Linked DNA regions of Homo sapiens: region 1 is linked to region 2. The links are chromatin contacts, found by Hi-C or POLR2A ChIA-PET in ENCODE. All regions are on one chromosome and are shown on one strand. Each heading gives the region's core, a stretch centred on a gene start or an enhancer-like site at or near the end of the contact. The rest is flanking DNA. Distances are from core to core; before and after follow the strand shown. Region 1 overlaps PARN (poly(A)-specific ribonuclease). Region 2 overlaps MRTFB (myocardin related transcription factor B).

Region 1 (3,232 bases), core at 161-2,660, 400 kb after region 2:
AGGGCTGGTCTTGAACTCCTGGGCTTAAGGAATTCTCCTGCCTCAGCCTCCCAAAGTGCTGGGATTACAGGCATGAGCTGCTGTGCCCAGGCTAGAATGGTTTCTGTAAACTTTATCTTTTACTTTTTTTGTTTTGTTTTGTTTTTTTAAGACAGGGTCTCACTATGTTACCCAGGCTGGAGTGCAGTGGCTATTCACAGGTGTGACCATAGCTCACTGGAGCCTCAAACTCCTGGACTCAAGCAACCCTCCCGAGCAGCCAGGGCTATAGGCACGTGCCACCAAGCCTGCCTACACTTGTGGATTTTATAAAGTACTCTCTACATTTCTTTCCCTAGAAAAAAATATTACCACCCTTTAGATTCTAATTCTAAAGTGCTACATCTAATACCTCTAACATAAGTAAAGTCTCATTTTAAAGCATGTCCAATGAATAAATTTGCTTCTACTGCCTTTGCATATGCTAAGATTTTGATGGAGGAAAAAAAAAGTACCTGAAAGCAGCTTTCATGGAACCCAGCTATAAAGCTCCACAAACCCCATTTTTCCAGTGAGCTCACAGATAGTACCCTGTGCCCTATGTCAGCTTAGGGCAGCAGTTAGAGGCCTTTACCAACAGAAAAGAAAAAGCCTAGCTTGCTTCTAAGGCTACATACATCCAGATCTGTTCCACCAAAATCAAATCTGTGGCAAGGAGGTCCATGGCTACAGATTCTTCTGCTATGAGGCACCCAGGGAAATAGTCCAGAGGTCTGAATTGCAAACAAAATAATTTTAACTAATATAAAAAAGACCATCTGTTCAGTAACTAATTCCCTTGAGGACATGATATGGAAGTCAACTATCCAGCTTCCACCTTTACATAGTATATAAATGAGAAGAGAAAAGCGAGCAGGTTGGGTGCAGTGGCTCACGTCTGTATCTTAACACTTTTGGATTATTTGAGCCTGCCCAGGAGTTAGAGACCAGCCTGGGCAAAACAGTAAAACCCCATCTTTACAAAAAAAAACAAAAAACAAACAAAAAAACAATAATAATAATAATAATAATAATAATAATTAGTCTGGAGTGGTGGTGTGCGCCTATAGTCCCAGCTACTTGGGACGCTGAGGTGGGAGGATCACTTGATTGCGCCACTGCACTCCAGCCTGGGACAAAGCAAGACTGTCCAAAAAAAAAAAAAAAAAAAAAAAAACAGAAAGAAAAAGAGAATGAATGTTAAAATGTAGGCAGAGGCATGAAAAATAGAAAAGAAAGTCAGCTTGCAGAGCCAAGTTTATATCTTACCCCACCCTGATGTGGTTGGCCAACAGCTGATAGAGGGCTTTTCGGTAAAGTAGGTAGAAACAAACCCCACCAACCCTCAGGTTACCAGGCAATGTGCCACCATGTTATTAAAGCCATCATGGTGAGAGTTCCTGGGCAGGCAGCCCGCTGGAATGCTGAGTCATCTGTTCCCCCGCTCACAGCTGGCCCTCCTCCCCAGCACATGCTCTGCCCACAAGCACACTCTTTGGGGAATGCATTAGGAAGCAGCTACCTGAATGTATCCTGAAAATCACAGACAAGGCACTAAACACACACCCATTGGAGCCTGTTCTGTCACAACTCAAGCCAGAGTGCAGGCATAAATCACTGCCGTTTCTGGAAAGAGCACAGGCACACCTTGCACTCAGCTCTCTAGAGGCCTTAGCTAAATGCTGTTTAGATTATTTTTAAAAAATGTGGTTTTGACTGGTTCAGGATTTAAAAGAGTTAACAAACATCATATGAGCAGAAGGCACAATGGAATGAGTGTGTACACTCTGGGGTAGACAGCTCTACTACTGGAAGGCCACATGCCTCTCTGGGCAACTGTTTTCTTATCTTTGAACTGAGATGCTTTCCACAGTTGGCTTCAGGGAAAGCATCTAAGACTGGAGTCACAACAGAGTATTCACGCATGGGGCAAGGGGTGGGGACGCTAAAGCTGAACTTTGCCTTTAGTTAAAATTACCCTTGAAACTTCTTTCTTCACACTGGAGAACATGCGTCTCTCAGTGAAGCCAACACAGCTGGTTTTTCCTCCAGGGTCAGAACACACTACTGTTTCTCCTCTAGGACATCAGAGGAAGACGATGGCTTGCATGTGAGCACCATGTTATTAAACACACATGTACACACATGTGTGAACACACATGGTTTATAACCAGCAGGAAGCTTGCTACAAGAAGAGTGTGAAAGTTGATATTCACAAGGAAGGGGCAGAATCTACATCTCCCATTTCATCTCCAACTCACTGGGATAAGGATAAATACTTTTGCTGAGTGAAGTGACAAGCAAAACCAGTCTCACACCCTAAAAAATAATTAGCCACATCAAGTACATTTGAATTCACACAAGTTTCAAAATGTTATGATGTAACTCTACTTGGTACCTAGCAAATATACGATCTAAGCCTCTGTGCCTGTCCTCTGGTCACATGTACCCAAGCTAGTTCTCTGAAGACAAGGAAGGTGTTTTAGCTATTCTATACCTCCAGTGATATTTCTTCAGGAGAGAACAGCTAATACAGCTACTTCTCTCTGCTTCCGAACAGCCCTGGGCTTGCAATTACTACAAGCCACTGAAGAACCACGGCTTAACTTCTTAGGGCATGGATTTTACCAGAGATCAGGGAGGAAAAATTAAATAATTAATCTGGCAATTTAAAACAAATTAATATTAAAGTAAAATGGACATATTGCAGAATAGCATTTTTTTAAATTGTGAGAATGGTTTAAATAAAACATAAGACGGTAGAGATATTTCACCTTCTGCCCCCCTCACCCCGCTGCGCCCCTGAGTGCTCCTATCCACGCTGCTTTGGTGTTGTTTGAGAAGAACCTCCCCCCACAGAGGCACTGATACTAGCTGAATGGATTCTCCTTTCTGGGGAATGAGAACACCAGAAAGGAAAAGAGACTTCCACCTTCTCTTCTTGGCAGCAAGGAGGTGAATGTAATGTCCACATGAGGGTAGTTTATACATGTCAATTTGTATTCTAGGTGCACAAACAACACTCAGAGAGCTGTAAGGAGTTCTCTGTGGTTAGAAGCAATTCTGAAAAGAGCTGACTCATATGAGAAAAGCGTAATGCAGTATCTATTTCTTTTAGCAAAGGTGATAGAAACGCACGTATCATGAATATGTCATGCAAGGAAAGATGAGGGCAGCCTAAGCTGAGAAGGTGTTCAAATAAATTTCCTGTTTG
Region 2 (3,180 bases), core at 512-3,011:
AGAAAGGGCAATAATTGGCAGTGCAGGTGTCATGAGAACCACACCTTTGTTCTGAACTTGAGTGAAACTCAAACTACATCAGGCATCATTTCACCATTTTAAAAGTAAATACTGGAAATGAAATGGACAAATTTCATCATTTTAACTATCAGCTGTTGAATGTCTCTGCTTTTGGATACTTTTCTTACCATTTTACCCAAAACAGAACCATCTTCACTTTTCAAAATCTGAAAAACAAAAAAGAGAAGGTAAAATGACTGAATACTGTGGTTTGTTTTTTGATCTTTTGTTTTCATGATTATTGCTTCTCTATCAGAATAAGAATATTTACAAACTGTACTGAATGCACTATTTACAACAGTGCTTACAAGTAGTGTCTAATGTAGATATAAATTGGGTATGATATGTTCAGAACATGTGACAGGGAATCATGTCAGGCAAAATTTACTAAAAGTTTATTGGTTAGTACAGTTGTTCTTTTGAGAACAAGAACATGACAGTTTAGAGGCAAGCTGAAATTTATTTATTTATTTATTTATTTATTTATTTATTTATTTATTTGAGACAAGTCTCGCTCTGTCTTCCAGGCTGCAGTGCAGTGGCGCGATCTTGGCCCACTGCAACCTCCGCCTCCTGGGTTCAAGTAATTCTGCCTCAGCCTTCCGGGTAGCTGGGATTACAGGCATGTCCACCACGCCCAGCTAATTTTTGTATTTCTAGTAGAGACAGGGTTTTACCATGTTGGCCAAGCTGGTCTCAAACTCCTGACCTCAAGTGATCTGCCTGCTTCGGCCTCCCAAAGTGTTGGATTACAGGTGTGACTCACTGTGCCTGGCCGGCAACCTGAGATTTAGAAAAGGAATAACTATTTCTAAGGAATTCTGAAGCACGTGTCACCAGCAGTTAGCTCTAACAAGAGATTTTTATTGATTATATGTCCAGTGTAGGAGTTCATTGGATTCTTTTAGAGAAAAAGTCTAAAAAAGAAGTACTATTGCAGGGGAGAAAAGATAATAAAAGGTTTTCAAATGGATGCCCTCGAGTAGCTGTAAAATAGCCTACATATTGTGGCAAGAGATGTGGACCTTTGGGTTTTATTTGTGATAAGTTCATAAGCTTACATCTTCTGTAAAATGTCACTTTCATACTTGGTCTATAGAATTCTCTAAAATCGACAGTAAAGAATATGCTATGGTACAGAATGTTGTCTTTGATACCAACCTTTAGATAATTTACTTAAAACTTCCTAGTATGTTTTTTAAAAAATCATTTTGGGTCCCTGTTCCTAAGCTTTTTACATTCTTTGGTGTTTGCAAGCCAGAAGGACCTCTTGGAGCTGTCAAGCTCCATTCTTCTTGCTGTACATAGAAGTAGTTTTCTTTATATTTGTCCTGAATTCACTTAGGTTTCAAGACATACCTCTCATTCTAGAATTCTAAGCACTTGGACTACAGTTCTTTAGTCATCATTAGCATTTATTATCTTAACTTTGTATTAGAAGAATCATTGTTTTAGTCTACCTGTAGCCTATTTCCACTGATTTTCTTTAGTTGTGTTATTTAAATGCAATGATTATGACCTTATAAATTATTCTAAGAGGAGATGCAGAGTGGCCTTGCAGTTCAGTACTGACCATTCTGCATGAAATCCAGCACTTACAACAATGCCAGACATAGAGTATATGTGCAATAAACGTTTGAGTTAATGAATCCCTTTAGGGCAGATTGTGGTTGTAATATTTTCAGTATTAAGTGACCAAGCATTCAGTTCTGGTAGTTTAGCTAAACATTCAGGTTTCATTTGAAGCTAATAAACAGACCACTGTGCAATCCAGGAAGACCGGTTTGTTCACTTTCCCATCCAGTAGTAATTAACTTTTGTAGTTGTGTTTATATAGAGTAAAGGTCAAAGGAAAAGGTGTATTTGAAGCAGTTACAGCAATTGGTTTGCAATAGTGAAAGATTTTCAGTATGCTAATTAAAAAGGGACAATTCAAATGGGATATTATAAAATGTAAACTGTTCTTTTTGTAAACAGCTTTATTGAGGTATAATTGGCATCCAGTAAACTGCACATTTAAAGTGTACAATTTAATCAGTTCTGACACGTACACCCATGAAACTTTCACCCCAATAAGGATGATGAACATATCCATCACCCCCCAAAATTTCTTTGTATGGCTTTGTAATCCTTCCTGCATGCTCCTTTGCCCCTGTTTCCAGGCAACCACTGATCTGCTTTCTGTCTCTGTAGATTAGTTTGCTTGTTCGAGGGTTTTGTATAAGTGGAATCATGTTGTATGTACTCTTCTTTGTTTGACTTCTTTCAGTCAGCCTAATTATTTTGAGATTTGTCCATGTTGTTGAGTACATCAATAGTTCATTTCTTCTTAGACATAGTTGGTTGTGTAGATATGCCACAATTTGTATATCTGTTCACTGTTTTTGTTGTTGTTGTTGATGTGTTTACTGTTGATGGCCATTTGGGTATTTCCAGTTTTGGGCTATTACAAATAAAATCAATCTGAACATTTATATGCAAGTCTTCGTATGGACTCTGTTATCTCTTGAGTAAATACCTAGGAGTAGGATGGATGGGTGTCTGTTTAACTTTTTTTTCAGAACTGCCAAACTGTTTCCAAGTTGTCATTTCCTTTTATATTCCCAACTGCAGTACATGAGAATTCCAGTTGCTCTGTGTCTGGAATTTGGTATGGTCAGTCTTTTCACATTATTCATTCTAATAGATGTGTAGAAGTAGCTCATCGTGGTTTTAATTTGCATTTTCCTAATGACTAATGGAGTTGAGCATATTTTCATGTACTTATTTGCCAATAGTTGGTAAAGTATCAAATCTTTTATATGTTTATTGGGTTGTTTGTTTTCTTATTATTACTGAGTTTTGAGAGTTCTTTGTATACTCTGGATATAGATTATCAGATTTATGATTTGCAATATTTTATCTCAGCCTATGACTTATCTTTTCACCCTCTTAACATTCTTTCAAAGAGCAGTTCTTAATTTTGATAAAGTTCAATTTATCAATTTTTTATTTTATGCATTGTGTTTTTGGTGTTAGAACTAGGAGCTCCACCTAACCTGAGGTCAGAGAAGGTATCTCCTTTGTTTTCTTGTAGAATTTTGATAGTTTTGGGTTTACACTTTGGTATATGACCCATTT

The links. A loop is a pair of places that touch in the nucleus more often than their neighbours do. ChIA-PET counts read pairs that join two places held with the same protein, here RNA polymerase II (POLR2A). Pooled maps may share reads with other maps.
Region 1: a loop to region 2 is called in a map of sigmoid colon, with 2.6 times the contacts of the local background. The contact joins two enhancer-like sites. A Hi-C loop is called at or near these places in 1 of 168 maps with a recorded cell type or tissue (sigmoid colon) and 1 of 50 pooled maps. POLR2A ChIA-PET finds 5 or more read pairs at or near these places in 2 of 52 experiments (AG04450 and OCI-LY7).

Annotation. Positions count from the first base shown.
Region 1 is chr16:14,500,266-14,503,497 of GRCh38, forward strand. All of the region lies in intron 21 of PARN (poly(A)-specific ribonuclease), which reads right to left. Among named protein-coding and RNA genes, the nearest start is that of LINC03107, 73 kb to the left of the region's middle. RefSeq lists enhancers at 1,287-1,581, 1,307-1,601. Within about 2 kb of position 1,411, at least 32 of the 41 ENCODE cell types and tissues checked have a DNase peak (open chromatin) inside an H3K27ac peak, as active enhancers do.
Region 2 is chr16:14,095,535-14,098,714 of GRCh38, forward strand. The region is part of intron 2 of MRTFB (myocardin related transcription factor B); the gene reads left to right. Among named protein-coding and RNA genes, the nearest start is that of MRTFB, 26 kb to the left of the region's middle. Within about 2 kb of position 1,762, at least 9 of the 41 ENCODE cell types and tissues checked have a DNase peak (open chromatin) inside an H3K27ac peak, as active enhancers do.